Linked DNA regions of Mus musculus: region 2 is linked to region 1. A link is a loop called in an ENCODE intact Hi-C map of the cell type or tissue named here. Cell type or tissue: heart. All regions are shown on one strand.

What was found. Peaks named below come from ENCODE experiments on the same cell type or tissue, not always from the same donor. Only the 100,000 strongest peaks of a DNase experiment are listed, where the experiment ranks them.
Region 2: it touches region 1 in a loop (2.1-fold over the local background); 2 of 42 quality-filtered maps call a loop at or near these places.

The regions. Positions count from the first base shown.
Region 1 is chr4:135,030,962-135,038,961 of GRCm38, forward strand. No RefSeq gene overlaps it. Among named protein-coding and RNA genes, the nearest start is that of Gm42327, 16 kb to the right of the region's middle. RefSeq lists a cis regulatory region at 6,807-7,806. In heart, a CTCF peak has its summit at 3,648; a DNase peak (open chromatin) is centred at 1,670; H3K27ac peaks cover 1,011 bases.
Region 2 is chr4:134,962,734-134,970,733 of GRCm38, forward strand. No RefSeq gene overlaps it. Among named protein-coding and RNA genes, the nearest start is that of Syf2, 36 kb to the left of the region's middle. In heart, a CTCF peak has its summit at 463 (motif pointing right); no DNase peak of the experiment used is centred here; H3K4me3 peaks cover 568 bases; H3K27ac peaks cover 1,078 bases; H3K27me3 peaks cover 3,940 bases.

The sequences.
Region 1 (8,000 bases):
CATCTGTGAGTGGACTGAAGAAACCCCAGCTGGGCAAGCAGGACTTCTCAGAGGATTGGCTAGCCCTCAACTCTCAAGAGGTGGGAGACCAGACCAACATCCCCTTTCCTCACACACCAGCTCCCTCTCTCCTTATTTGTTTGCAATGACTGTCCTGGGTACACATTTTGCAAGACAATGCTGTCTCCTACCTTGGATGTTAGGGATTTCTTTTTTTTTTAACCTTCAAAGAATATCCTTTATTCTGCGAAGTTCCTAGGGGTTCATTTGGTTACAAACCATGTACTAGCAAATAACACTTGCTGGAGGCATGCTTTCTACCCTGTGGAGGCTCCCACTGAGGAGCCTGGCCACAGCCCCTGCTCTATGCTAAGCACTCCCCACTCTTCATCTTATTCCTGTCACCAAGACAAGAATAGGAAGTGGTGTGGCCTGAGCCTGACAGCATAAACTCTGGAGAACCTGCAAGAACTCAGCCCTGTCACTACTGAATTTTTGGCTGACGGCTGGACAGACCCCAGTGACTTTCCCTGAGAAGTCAAAACACTCTTCTCCTGTAGTGACAGAACTCGCTGCAGACATGTTCCCACCCGCACAACTCTATTGATTTAACCTGTTTCCTATAGCATGCTTTCAAGCTCTGTGTGTGTGAGTGTGTGTGTGTGTGTATGTGTATGGCAAAACCTATTTTTTTTTAACTTTCTCTCACTATATATTAGGTTTCATCTTATGTCTAGAAAAGGGCTTCCTACATCAGCTATGTATAAAAATATTTTTTCTTCCCAGGCAGGTATGACGGCACATGCCTTTAGCCCCAGCAGTCAGGAGGCAGAGGCAGGTGGGGATCTCTGTGATTTCAAGGTCAGCTTGGTTTACATAGTGAGTTCCAGCCCAGCCAGAGGTACATAGTGAGACTCAAATAATTAATAATAATAATAGTGTTGTTGTTGTTCTTTCTTTTTCTTTTTCCCTCTAGCCCTAGGTGTTTTGTTTTGTTTTGTTTTTGAAACTGAGATAGAAGTCTCACAGGTAGGTATCTGTCTCAAAGCACAATTAACTAATCCACCTCGGAGAGGGACACATTTCTAAACAGCTGAAAGAAGCTAAAAGGACGGCTCCCAGACATTAGCAGTGAACGCCCTGTGTGGGCAGGGTCTCAGGGTGCCCCTCAGATGCCATGCTCCAGGACCAGACCTAGGAGATCCCATCCTTGAGTTGGGGTCCTGAGTGAGGAAGAGGGAGTCATATCCGGTGTGGCCTGCGGCCCTGTGGCCTGTGGCACAGAGAATCCCCAAGGACCTGAGCCTTGAGGAGTCGTGGCCAGCCCCCAGGCTCAGGCTGAGGGCGGCTCTTTCCCAGCCTGGCCTGTGGGCTGATGTCGTCTAATGCTGTGGTCAGGCCGCGTGGCTGGGCTCCCCAGGCGGGCAGGGCCGCATAATGGACGGGTCAGACCCACTCGCTGACGGCTCCATTAAATGTGGTCGATGGTTTTTTTTTCTCTCTCTCTCTTTCTATTTTTTTTTCTTTCTCTTTTCTGTTCTGTTTCCCGGTGTTTTAAGCTGAGTGTCTCTGGGCAGGTGTTCAAAGCTGCGGAGCTAATCTCAGAGGCAGGGCTGGGGGCAGGTTCGGCTGCATTAAATGGCTAAATCTAGCGCTGGATGGGCGGGGCTCACTCGAGGAAAGAATAGCATCACTGTGGTCTTGGACGTGACTATAGAAGCCTGGCTGCTCTCCCTGTCCTTCAGGTCGCTGGAGGAAGTTGCCAGGCAGCAGTAGGGATGCTGGGGAGGGGTTCTGGTAAAGATGGGAAACACGAGGTGTGCCTTTGTCTTGTGACCTTTAGGAAAATGTGCATCCTCTCTGTGCATTGAATCAATCAATCTTTCTTTCTTTCCTTCCTTCCTTCCTTCCCTCCCTCCCTCCCTCCCTCCCTCCCTCCCTCCCTCCCTCCCTCCCTCCCTCCTTCCTTCCTTCCTTCCTTCCTTCCTTCCTTCCTTCCTTCTTCCTCTTTTTGCTCCTCCTTTTCTAAAGTCACTTCCTTGTGTGGAATTGGAGTGCTTTAGGGAGCTGGTCCGTCTCTATAATAAAGGAAACCCTGATGTGTCTTTTTGGAGGTATGTGATGGTTTCTGTGGCCTTAGGAGAGAATGTAGGTCAATCTACAGGGTGTAAGAGGTGGAATTGAGGAGCAGATAACAAAGGGGGGCATAGCAGCCTGCTAAACCTGGGCTTATGGATAGGCAGGGAGTGGGAGGGAGGAGAAAGTCAGGTTTCCTTGAGTGAGATCAAGGATCCGCCTCTGATCTGTCTGAGACCCCTTCATTTCTGCGGTTAGACCCCCTGGGAAAGTAGGCTCTGCTGTGTGAGTAGGTGGGCAGAGGGGTTGAGGGGAGACAGAAAGGTCAGGGACACTAGCAGTCACCTGTGGCAGGGCGTGCGGTAGTCATCTGGGCACGGCTCTGTCACCTGTCCCAGCCCAGAGCCTGCCTTGGAGGTTTGCTAGAAGCCAAGGTCAGTCTCTGCTGAAGTAAACAAGGGTCAGGGTCAAGGTCAAGGCAGGCCTGAGGGCAGATCAAGCACCCAGGACTGCGAAAGCCCTCGCAGGCAGAGTCCAAGCCTTTGATGGGGCTGCTGAGGCCCAGAGAATCTCACGCCAGTGGAGCTGAGACCGGTTAGGTCCCCCAGACTGAGAGCCCCTGGGCTCCATGCCAGGTCTGCTCACGGCCCCCAGGGTTCATTCCCTCACTCATTGCCCACTGGGCTGCTGCAGCGGACTCAGCCCCGTGTGATGGGGACTCTTGCCCTGTCCTCTGCCGCGCCCATTACTATCCACTACTGGCTTCACCCCACAGACATTTGTTGTCTCAACGTTCTGAGAGTCACAGGTTTTCCTGGGCTAAAATCAAAATGTGGGTTGAGTGGTGTTCTTCCTAGAGGTGTGTCTGTGTGTCTGTGTGTCTGTGTGTCTGTGTGTCTGTGTGTCTGTGTGTCTGTCTATCTGTGTTCATTCCTTTCCCAGCTTCTCTAAGTCATTGTTCTCCTAGACTCATGACCTGAGCCCTCCGCGCCTCGAGCATCTTACTTCCTGATGCCTGCATCTGACTTCCTACCTTCCTTTTCCTCAGGAGCTCAGTGTGTCCCAGGGGATAACGGGTCATTCCTGCCTCATTTCGGTAGAGTTAACTGAGAGGTACCAACCAATTAAGCATTTCATAATAGTGGTACAAATAAATATGCAAATATATGAAAATTGAATGTACCAGAATATGCAAATCACTTGCGCACATCTTTTCCAAAGTTAAAAGACGGGCCACCTTGGAGATTGTTATTCTGTGTAGCGAGGTGTTGGTCAGTCTGTTCTGAAACCATCCGGGACACAGAAGACCTGCCTAAGCCTCATTCAGAGACAGGTTCAAAGACCGCAGGTCTTCCAGCTATGAGCCGCTTGCCACAGTAGGAGAATCTGCTGCTCCTCCGGGCTCTTCCAGCCTTTCCTCCTTGGTACATCAGAGATCATGGTTCCATACAGCTTGCTATGAGCATTCAGGTTCCCGTGAGCAGGATGTGGACTGCAGCATCAGCATCAGCATCAGAGCCTCTGTTACTAGCCTGGCCTGACGAATCTAGCACAGCGCCCCCTGGCTGTGGGGGCTGGTGGTGCCAGGTGCAGACGCCTTTCTCCTATGGCGTCTTTGTAAGGACTCTGGGTCTGGATCACCTTGGCCTAGATTATCTCTGTGTCAGTTCTCAAGGGACTATAGGGCTTGTCCTTAAAGGGGCATGACCTCGATCTTCTGACTTTCTGGCCTTTCTCTGCCTGGCTAAAAGACACAGGTCAGTCCTCTAACCAGACCAAAGACTCACGGCAATGAGCATTTGCAAGTAAAGCTGTTTGGGAAAAAAGTTACACTGTGGGACATAAGGTCACACAGAAAAAGGGTATACTGTGTGACACCTGCAGATTCCATGGTGAGTGGTTTTTTTTTCCTTTAATCTTTAAAATTTTTTTTGTTTTCTTTTGGGGAGGGAGGTTGCAAAGCAGAAGGCAGACATGGGGGGAGATGAGTGGGATTGCGGTGCATGATGTAAAATTCATAAAGAATCAATAAAATGTTAAACAAATAAAAAAAAGTAGAGTGACTTACATGAAAGTGATAATCAGTGCCTGATAAATGGTTTTAGCCACTGAAGAATAAGAATGGTTACTGGCTGGTCCTCTGTCTGGCACTCAGCTTTCTTCAACAACACAGACTGATCCGCTTAGGGGTGGTGCCACCCAGAGTGGCGTGGCCCCTCCCACATCAGTCACCAGTCAATGTAATTACTCTCTCACAGAGAGGCCACAGGCCAGTCTGATCAAAGCAATTCTTCAGTTGAAGTTTCTTCTTCCCAGATGACTCTAGGCTGTGTCAAGTTGACTGTAAAACCTCACCAGGACAGATATGTTTCCTCAATATATACAGAACTATCTATGTTCTTTATTATACTGGATGAGCTCAAATTCTTTTCAATTCATCTAAAAGATCAAATTTCATTAAGGTACAACTTTAGGCATTGTCAGATTATCCATTTAAAAGTATTTTAACGGCTATGGTATCTGTAGTGATGGCTCCCTCTCCCTTGACCTCTCACTCACCCTCAGGAAGCTCAGTGAAGCTGTCCCGCATGCCATACACTAGCCAGCCTTTATACCTGCCTCCTTGGGTGCTATCTGGGAGTTGGAATAGCAGACCCCCCCCCCCCAAGATCCTGGGAAGATCATGGTGCTCTGATTTTTTTTCCACTAACACCTGGACTGCAGAACACCCTGCACAGTGTCTCCATTCCCTGGGAACCACTGTGTCTCCTCACTGCTTCTGACTCTTCTCAGCTGCTGCATCTGTCACCCATGCCACACGCCAGCACTCAGACCATCCAGGAAGCTTTACAGATGCTCGGGGTGGGGGTGGGATACAGTGGGAACTTTTAGAAAGCTTTCCACGGGGCCTGGAGAGAGGGCTCAGGGGTGAGGAGTCCTTGCTGCTCCACAGAGGACCTCAGCTTGGTTCCCAGCATCCATTTCTGTAACTTACTGCCTGTAAGTTCAGCTTCAGTGGATCTGACACTCTTCTGGCCCTGGACTCGGCAAGGCCTCTTAATCCCTAGGAGCTCCTGTTTCCCATTTATAACAGGAGGGGAGGCAATGCTGAAGTGTCAAACAGGCACGTCAAAGCAAGGCCCGGGAATGTCTTGGTTAATATTTTGTTAACTTGACAAAAAGGCCAAAGTTATCAGAGAAGAGGGAAAATCAACTGAGAACATGTTTCAGTGAGACTTCCCATAGGCAAGTCTGGGGGCGGGGCATTGTCTTGACTAAAGGTTGACCCGGGAGGGACAGCCCATCCCTCCGTGGCACTGCCACCCTCAGGCTGCTGGCCTTGCCGTGTATAAGAAAGCAGACTGAAAATGCAAGGGGAGCAAGCCAGTGAGCAGCGTGAAGCGTCCTCCACGGCTTCTGCTTCAGTTCTTGCCTCCGGGTTCTTGCCCCAAGCTCCCTCCATGACGTAAGCTGTAGGCTGATAAATCCTTTCCTCTCCAAGTTGCTTCTGAGCATGCTCTTTATCACAACACCAGAAAGCAAACTCAGACCTTGGAAGAGCGTTTGTTTACTACCCACTCAGGAATTGATAGACGTACATGTATGTTTTTTTAAATGATTCTTTTTATTTTTCAATTTTATTTAATCTTTTTTTTTTTTTTTACACTCCAGATTTTATCCCTGTCTCCGTACACCCTCTGACTGTTCCACATCCCATACCTCCTCCCACATGCATGATTTAATCTGAAGTAATCATGGTAATTATTTCGATGCCTCGTTAGCGCAGTAGGTAGCTTGTTGCTCTCTTAAGTATAGTGATTGTTACTATTTGAGTGTGAAATGTCCCCTACAGACCCATGTGTCTACATACTTGGTCCTTGGTGAGGCAGCTGCCTTGGAATGTAGACATCCCACTGTTTGGAATGCCTTGGCACACAGCACCTACCTGACAGCTGTACTCTGTCTGTCTGTCTGTTTGTCTGTCTATGCATATTATAGAGACATATCTCTTTGGACTTCCCTGGGCTAAAACAATCATAATGTGTGTAGGGCTATACTCCTCTTGGAAGCTATAGGGAAGAATGTTTCCTTGTGTTGTTGAACTTCTAGAAGCTTCTTATAACCATTGGCTCGTGACCCATCTTCCTTTTTTAAAGCCAGCTGTGTAGTATCTTAAGCTGTCTGTCTGTCTGTCTGTCTGTCTGTCATATCTTCCTTTTCTACCAAGAAGACCTGCAACTACTCTGGACCTAGCCAGGTGATCCAGGGTGCCCCCACATCTCAGGGTCACCTGATGGCTGGCCTTAGTCCCTCTCCCTGCTCCTCCCCCACAGCCATCACCCTTTCCCTGCTCCTAGGTTCTGGGGATTAGGTCATGTGCCTCTTTGGAGGTGACAATGGCTTCCTTCTGTCTATCACACTAGGACATCAAAGCCACCGAGGCCTACCCATTCCCATTGCTCAAAACAAAAACAAACAACAACAACAACAACAAACCCCTGACTCTGTGAGTGTTTTACACTCATTCCCCTTATTTTCTTTTTCTTGAGAGGTTTGGGGGTTTCGAGATGGGGTTTCTCTGTGTAGCCCTGGATGTCCTGGAACTGTCTGTGTAGACCAGGCTGGCTTTGAGCTCAGAGATCTACCTGCCTCTGCCTCCAGAGTGCTGAGATTAAAGGCGTGAGCCACTTGCTACACTGGTTTTTTAAACTGTAACTGCACTCTTGTCTCCCAAACGCCATTAACAGGTGGGGTGAAGAGGTGAGGGCCCAGCTGGAGGAAGAAGCATGGCCACTCTTTGTCACGAATGTCTGTCCCACACCCGGGTGGCTTAGGCCCTGTCACAAAGGGAGCACAAGAGCAACGCATCCGCCCACTGTTCTATTTCCCACTACGAGATCTTCTTGCAGAATAGTTTAATATTCACAAGAAATTGCAGAAACATATAATATAGTGTAGACACCCGGCTTTTGCAAGCACTTTGAGGGGTGGGTCTAGTCCTAAGTCAAAACACATGTAGACCGAATGGCCATCACAAGATAAAGACCTTAATCTCAGCGAGCAGAGTGACAAGAGAAGACTGGCCCTTGGAGACCCCACAGTGGAGAAGATGGCTCAGAGCCAGGAGTGAGGCCCCGGGGGAGGTGAAGGGAGAGCGAAGGTACTGGAGGTTCGGACACACTGGGAGGTGGCCGTGTCCACAGGTGGCAGGGTGAAGGTCACCTTGGCGCGGATTCTCCAGTGTACCTGAACAGGTAGGCAACAGGGACCAACAAGGACCTTAACTCTCTCAGATTAATCCTGCTAAGTCGCAGCGATATTGATATGCTATTATTTTCCATCTTTATTCCTCCCCCGGCGAGGAGTGAACGACTCCCCCCAGGCCATTCATAATTGAAAACTGCTTTTAAGGCCTTTACGAGTTGAATACTAAATTTCTCGAGGTGCCTGCTTTATTGGGTCTCCAGTCACCGATGATACATTTGCTCCCTAATGTTCTTTAAGGAAAGGGGCTCCATCAGGGGTGATGGATAGGGTGTTCTGAGTCAATGCTCATTAGTCATCCAGTGGCTGCCCCACTGGGGACCAGCTCTCTGCAGTACAGAGCAAGGCCTGTTAGCGGACATTTGCCTTAGATGACAGCTTAGGATTCATTCAGGGTCTCGGGAGATTTCTTTTTATTCTTTGCTTGCGAATGTGTGTATGGCATCGATGCATGATTGCTTGGGTGGGGGTGCACATGTGTGCACAGGTACATGAAAGCCATGACATCATGGAGTCGTTCTTGATTGCTCACCACCTTATTGTATATTGTGGAAGAGTCTCTCACGTGGACTCAGGGCTTGCCGATATGGCTGGTCTTGCTAGTTTGCTCAGGGCATCCCTTGTCTCTGTACCCCACATGCTGGGATTTACAGGTGGGG
Region 2 (8,000 bases), 68 kb before region 1:
CTAAAGATTTTCTTTTCAATTATGTATATTTGTGCCTGGGTAGGTACATGTGGGTGCAGGTTCTGTTGAAGGCCAAAAAGGGGCGACAGATCCCCTAGATTTGGAGTGACAGGCGGTTGTGACAAACCTGGCTTGGGATCCCGGCTGGGAATAGAACTCAGTTCCTCCAGTGAGCTAGCTCTCCATCCCTGACAGTGTGGTGGAGTGCCTAGGGCAGAGCAGCGTACTTTCTTGCTCAAGGAGCATTCAGAGGCCTCCTCTCAGTGCTTTGGAGCTTTCTGGCCACGGGCAGCTGTGGGACTGTTCTCGAAGAGCCTCTGTGGGTGCGGGGAGGGGGCAGTTAGAGTGCACTCCGTGAGGGGGTCCAGGGAGAGTCACAACAGGGTGGGAGGATCCAGTGGGCGGGCAGTGTGCTGTATCAGTAGGCTTCTGTCCCACGAAGCCTGCAAATTGGAGCCAGGAGCCTGCAGATGGCGCTGCTGAGCGCCCAGCTAAGAACAGCGGAGCAGAGGTAGAGGTCTCTGGGGACCTTGGCACTGCTGCTTCAGAGGATCATGGCTTCCCAGTCAGCGTGTCCCACCTCAACTTCCTGGGTAGCTCCTCGGTTCTGAGCTTGGCGACTGAGGTGGAGGGTAGGCGAGGAAGTCACCATGGCGTGCAGACTGAGGAACAGAAATGATTTACATCTGCAAAATGAAAGAGCCCAGCTTTTCGTGTGTTCTTGGGGACTTGGGAGAACGCTCATCTTGCCCCAACCCTGCCAGCTGTAAATCAAGGTTCGCTGCTGGCTCAGCATCTGTGTGGACTCAGAACCCAGTAGCGCATCTTCCTGGCACAGGACATACATGGGCGCTGTCAGCAAACAGGAACCAGCTAATAAATGTCTCCAGAGGTGGACTGAGGGGCGGGGCTATGTGAAAATTCTCCCCCCCCCCCCACATCAGGTCCAAATTCAAGGTCAAGTTCTCAGTTGTAGGTAATGAATTGCTGGAAGCTTCCTCCTCCCCCTCCCCCTCCTCCTCCCCCTTCCCTTCCTCTTCCTCCTCCTCCTTTCTTCTTCTTCCTCCTCCTCTTCCTCCTCCTCCTCTTCCTCCCCCTCCTCCTCTTCCTCCTCCTCCTCCTCCCCCTTCCCCCTTCTTCTTCTTCTTCTTCTTCTTCTTCTTCTTATTATTATTATTATTATTATTATTATTAAAGTTTTTGAAACAGGGTTTTTCTATGTAGCCCAGACTGACCTAGAACTCTTTGTGTAGACCAGGATGGCCTCACACAAACTCACAGAGATCTGCCTCCTGAGTGCTGGGTTTAAAGGTGTGAGCCACCTCATCCAGCTTGAAGCTTCTTTTTGCCACATGATATATGTGGGAGAGACCTGGGGCCTGGATGGAGGCAAAGGAGAAGCAGGCCTAGAGACCCTGGGAAGGGGGTTGAGGATGGGATGATGGTCAGGAGAGCGAGCCTGGGAGAGTTTGGCAGAGCTCTTTGCGAGGGTTGAACCCAGCCGGACAGCCTGCGATTCTGGGATGGAGGGGCATTTTAGTTTGAGGACTGGGTGAGTCTATTCAGATGACTGGGAGCCAGAAAGGCAAACCATCTGGAGACCCATCCCAATGGGTGAGGGAGTCCCTGGCTTCCTTCCTTTCCCAGTGATAACAAGGAGGTTGTAGTTTATGGAGCTGGCTCTCGTCTTCATTCACCATGTTGGTTTTCGGGACTCATTCAGGGAGCTTGGCAGCAAGCTCCTTTATCTGGTGAGTCATTTTGCTGGCCCTGAGCTAGAGCCTCTATTCAGACTTACTCGGTCGTCTCAGTTTCTTTTTAGGGTTCCTCACCTGTTGGATAGTCTCCATGGAGTACATTTGTCACATGTGCACATAGGCCTCTACATTTTCCCCATCGGTGTGTGCAGGTGTGTGTGTGTGTGTGTGTGTGTGTGTGTGTGTGTGCAGCCTGTTGGCCAGCTATAACAAAGCTTAGATGACTTGGCCTCTTAAAACCCACAGACCTTGGGCAGAACAAGGATGGGACTGTGGGGTGACCAGGAGAGCTACCTACATCCCTAGGTCTTCAAATTTGGGTATTTGAATAGAATTCTTGCACCAGCCATGGGGGAAGATGGGATTATCATCATCTCTGTTTTGCTTAGGAGGAAACTGAGGCACAGATAACCTGTAAATGATTGTCTAGGCCAGGCCTGATCGCCTGCCCAGAGAACTACATTGACAGCTCTTGCTCCTTGGAAGTGGCTGTGGTGTCGAGGAAAGTGAGGCTCAGAATATCAGCAGAGATTGGCGTTCTGGCTCCTGTAGGAGTCCATTTATCTTCCTCCTGTCACCGGCTCCTGAGATAGCTATTTTTCTGCCTTCCGGAAATGTGTGGAAGGCTTAAGGGCCTGTTCCTCCTGCCAGCGAGCGCGGTTTGCAGAGAGGCAACAGCCAACTGCCACTTCGCAAAGATGGCTGCGTGGATCTCACTGGAGCTTAAACATGTATTGTGTTACCCTCTGCCTCTCCACGACTCACACCACTCTACAGTTGGCCTGTCATCGTGCCTCCTAAAGTTCACACTTAGCCACCCAGCCCAGTGACAAGCCAGCTTTCCTCAGCAACAAAGCTACTTCACAACATCACCTCCCCGCTGCTGCCCCTGGGGAATCTATGTTGTTTCCCTAAGGGGCAATGTCCTGATCCTCCAGGGTCTCAGCCCCCGTTCCCTGTCCACCACAACCTGGGTGAGTGGTTTTCATCTCTGCTCAGTAGTCTAGATTGACAAAGAGGAGAGGTATATCGACTACCACAATGGCTGTTTCTCTCCAAGCTACCAGGTCACAGTCCCTCTCTGGTCCCATATCCCTGGGCTCTGCACAGACTCTAGGCCATCCTGGGCTACATGAGAACCTTTCTCAAAACAAACCATCAAACAAACAAACAAACAAGAATCCCCAGAGTGGATAGTTTGTTTATTTTCCTTATGAACCCTCTGGCTCCTTTGAGGAATCCAGGAATCCCTAAGCAAGTCAAGACCTGTCTCAAATTGACCCCAATAGACACTTTTGGGGTTCCTGCTGCATTCCAGGTTATTCCTGAAACCCTGTCTCAGGAGGCACTCTGTGTGGCTTTTGTTCCCTCTGTACAAATTAAGAGCCTGAGGCACAGGGACAGAGTGCTCTGGGAACCAGCACCCATCGTTAAGGATGGCCCTTTTTCTTAAGTCAGTTCTTAAGTCCCTTCATGGGGGAACATAAATATTGCTCAGTGATTTATCAGGAACCCCACTCTCTTCTGTAACGTTCTTGTAGGATAAGGACACAGATTCTGGAGTCAAACCTTGAGTTTAAGTGTGGCTCTGTCATTTAGTACTCGAGTGGTCACCTTAGCCCTCTGAGCCTCAGTCTTTTCACCTGTAAAATGGGAGTAAAGACAGTCCCTACCTTGGAGGACAGACGCGCAGACGCGGAAGTAAGAAGATGATTTTATGAGATCGGATCTCTCCTTTCCCGTCTTTGCCTGGGTTCTAAGAATCACACTGAGCTCATCAGATGCTGCGGAGGACAGTGCGGGTGCTGCAAAGGACAGCGTAGGTGCTGCAAAGGACAGCATGGGTGCTGCAGAGGACAGCATGGGCCTGCTGCCGCACCTGCCTTGGGTTCTGCTTAGGAAGAGAAGAGATGCCAAGTTTCTAAGGTAGAAGCAGCCCAGATGGTTCTGAGGAGAGCCCTCCTTTACTAAGTCAGGAGACTTTTTTGAAGCAGCGTTTGCAGGCTTTTTTCTAATCCTACTTTATTTAGGGTTCTTAAGGTAGGGGAGAAAGAAGGGTAAGAGGAAAAGGGTGTGGTGGACTTGTTTGGAACTAGTTCCTTGGGGGCGATCCAAGTCTTCGTTGTCAGGATACCAGCAGTCCAGTTCAATAGCAAACACCAAACAGGAGTCAGTAGCAGCAGCTTGATCCAGCAGAAACGTCAAGGCTCCGCCGAATTGGCACACGTCAAGGGAAGCAGCCAGAGTCAGCCGGAAAATCACGAGAAGTTCTTTGGCGCATTTCCTTCTACAAAATGAAGACCAGTGAAGACCAGTAAAGCATTGCAAGGCCAGGGAAGACCAGTGAAGAAGTGAGACCGGCAAAGCATTGCACGGTGTAGCAATGCAAGAACGTCTTCTCACTGTCTGTGGGTCCCATTCATGTTCTTTCTAAACATCACACGCCCTTTCAAGTGTCTGTTTTCAGCAAAACATCACATGCCCTCTCACAAGACAGCATCCAGGAAAACATCACATGACACATCTGAGTTGTTAAAGAAACCAGAAATGTCCACCTCAGGGTCTCAGGTTGTCCAGGCTAGCCTCAAACTCACATGTAACTGATGATGGTCTTGAAGCCCAATCCTTCTCTCTCTGCCTTCTGAGTGCTGGGATCGCAGCTGCGCAGCGAGCCTTCACGCTGGGTTTGGATGATGCTGGGCATCACTCCTGGGCTACATGTCTCTCTAGCACTGCACTGACTGAAGACTTCTCCAGTTCACAGGGACAAGCTTGTTCAGTTCCAAAGAAGACTTTCAATCTGCCTGGCAAAGCAAACTAACAGACCTGAATGCCAGCAATGACAGTCACCCTCCTGATAAGGCAAGGGTTCATCCTCTGCCTTTATATCCGTGTGTCATTCTTCTTCATGGCTATATAGTATTCCATGGTGTGACCCTACCACATTTGGTTGCCCATTTATCTTTTGATCAATACCTGTATTGTTTCTGTCTTTGACACTTTGTGAATAAAACTGCTATGAATATTCACATACAGGTCTTTGTGTGGGCATATGCTTACCTTTCTCTTGGGTAAAATTTCCAGATTTTTAGTAAAAACATACTTAACTTTTGAAGAAAACGCCAACTTCTAGGCAGTGGTGGCACACACCTTTAGTCCCAGAACTCAGAAGAGGCAGGCAAATCTCTGAGTTTGAGAGATCTCTGAGCCTGGTCTAAAGAGCCAGTTCCAGGACAACTAGAGCTACACAGAGAAACCTTGTCCTGATAAAAAAAAACAAAAAACAAAAAAACAAAAGGAAATAAAGAAATAAAGAAAGAAAGAAAGAAAGAAAGAAAGGTGCCAACCTGTGTTGAAGGTATCTGTGCCAATTTTCTCTCATCAGTACCTCCCCAGCCCCATAACACTGGCTGTATGCCTCCTATCACGACCATGGTTAACACAAACAGGCGGGCTGTCTTTGTTTTCTGTTGCTGTCACAAGCCTGAGACTGGGGTTTTTTAAGAGCAGCTCGAGGTTCTGAGGCTGCGAAGCACAGAAGCGTGGCGCTGGCACCTGCTTGGCAGCTGGGGGCGGGGCTTTCCTTCGCACCAGGTACAGCAGAGGGCATCACGTGACAGGCCAGGGAGGACTCCACTGTACAACCAACCCGCTCAACAGCCCAGCAGTCCACAGACCTTCACCGCGCAACCACTTCCCAAGGTCCTTCCTCTAAATAATAGATATTTAGGAAATAATGCTTCTACTGCCCGAACTTCAGGGACATGCCCCAAACAGGCACTTCCTGTCCGTAAGCCTCTAGTCTCTCGGCTTTGTCCTCACTTCTCTGTGAGCGAGGACCAACCACACCTCAGTAGGCGAGGAGACCAGAACACAGACATGCCTGGTGAACACAGAGGGCTGAGTGTATAGGGGCACAGAGGAGCAGGAAGTGGGCCTAGAGAGGTCACTGGGCGTGTCCCGAGGCCTGAGGTTAGGAGGAGACCATAAGGGAAGGCTGGGCAATGTTCTCTGTGCAATAGTTAGGAGGACACACCCTTGAGATGATCACGATGTGGACAGACTAGCAATACCCATGGCTGACTGAGCTAGGATGCCAGAGTTCCCCACTGTCTCTGGGCTTGGGGAGGATCCCAGAACCAGTGTCCAAAAGCCCAGAGTTCCCTTCCTGTCAGGGATGCTTTTGCCTCGTGTTCTTGTTCTGCATCGTCAGCGATCGATCCTGATAAGAGTCCAGGAGGGGTGTGCTGTGTACCGACGGGCGGTACTGCTCAGTGTCAGGTGGCAGCCGCGTGGGCTGCAGCGTCTGTACTCAATCACCCTGCGCTGAGGGCTTCGCCCTGGTTCCCAATTACAATCCTTCAGGCGCGACACAAAATCATTGGACTGGTAAGAGGAGAGTACCTGGGTAATGCGTTTAACAAAAATTAACCGGGTTAAGGCCTGACTCCATTGAAACTGAGAAAGTGCGGATGAACTGATCGATTCCTCCTTGGTCCAATTTACCCCAGAGCCGGCTTTGGGTTTCACTTAAATGGGCCAACCCCCAAAACAGGGATGCTGGCTTTATCAAATTACCTCTTGGGTCATCGAGTCTGATTAAGGTGGAGTCTCTGTGTCATCCACAGGAGCTGGTGGACAGGGACAGGCCGCCTGCCGTAGTTCACAACTCTGCTGGGCTTGGGCTTCCTAGGTCCACACAGGCATCAACACAGACCTGGTGGGCAGGGTGAGGAGAAGGGTTAGTACATATCTACTCCTCTCCCTGGGGAGCTGAAGGTATGGATTTGATCAAATGCTCATTTATCCTTTGCCCACCGCTGTCCTCCCCGCCCCGCCCCCTCGGGCCTCTTGGCAGATAAATGATGTTATTTGAAGATATTCTGGAAATTTCTGACAGAGGCTGTGTCTTAAGTGCTTTTAGAGCAGGCCTATACTTCGTAATGCTTGTCATGTTCTGGCTAGTAGGCTCCTGGCCTCTAAAAGCCGGAACCTCACTCTGTTTCCTGCGTGCGAGGGCTAGGTCATTAGCTGTGAATTTCAAATGAAGCAGATTTACAATACAGATTGCAGAAATATGTCGAAGAGAGACAGCGGGTTCCCAAGGAATTCACGGAGTTGAAAAAGACAAGCGCCCAGAGACAGGTCAGCCTGGCTGGGGTACAGGGCTTTGTGTTCAGGGTCTCGAGAGTCGAATTGGGCAAACCCGTGTCTCCTTTCTGGTTCCCAAGAATCACTCCTTCTGAAGCCTGTAAAGGTGGTATAGGCCTGTAGTCCCAGTTACCTGGGAGGCTGAGGCAGGAGGATGACAAGTTCATGATCAGCCTGGTAAACTTAGTGAGCCCTTATGTCAAAATGGAAAGTGAAAAAGAGCTGAGGTACAGCTCACTAAAGTGCTTGCTTGGCACCGATCGTGGGGTCCACCTTCAGCTCTTTCTGGTTCCTTCTGTTCTGTCTCCCATGTGGAGCCCACCAGGCACGCTTTCTGGCTAATTCTGGCTAAGGGTGGGAGGGTGGGAGGGTGGGAAGTGGGGGAGATCTCAAGGGAACCAAATGAGGGGGAATCGGGGTGCAAGGCTATGGGGGCCTATTGCTTGATGACACAGCCTAGGTGTCACCATGACTTTGCCAGTGCCCTTCAGATCTGCTATCAGCTGACTTTAAGAAAGGGGAGTTCCCTTCTGTAAGGCGGGTGGGCCTCATTTGATAGGTTGAAGACTTCAAGAGCAAAACTCAGGTTTCCCAGAAAGGATGGGGTTCTGGCTCAGGCTGCAGCCTCAGCTCCTGCCTGGATTTCTAGCTTGCTGATGGGCACTTGTGATTTTACCACATCAGTCTTCACAGTCATGTGAGTCCATTCCTTAAAGTGACCTGTTTACTGTCTGCATGCTGGTTTATCTGCCTTTCTGTAAAGCCACCCATTCATTCCCATCTGCACATTTATCCCAACTACTCATTAATCCTATCCACTTACCTACCTATTAATTTATTCATCCACCTATCACCTACCCTTTCATCTATCCACCCATTTGCCAGCTCATCCATCCATCTATCCATCCATCCACCCATCCATCTATCCACCCAACCATCCATCCATCCATCTATCCATCCATCCACCCATCCATCTATCCACCCAACCATCCATCCATCCATCCATCTATCCATCCATCCACCCATCCATCTATCCACCCAACCATCCAGCTCATCCATCCATCTATCCATCCATCCACCCATCCATCTATC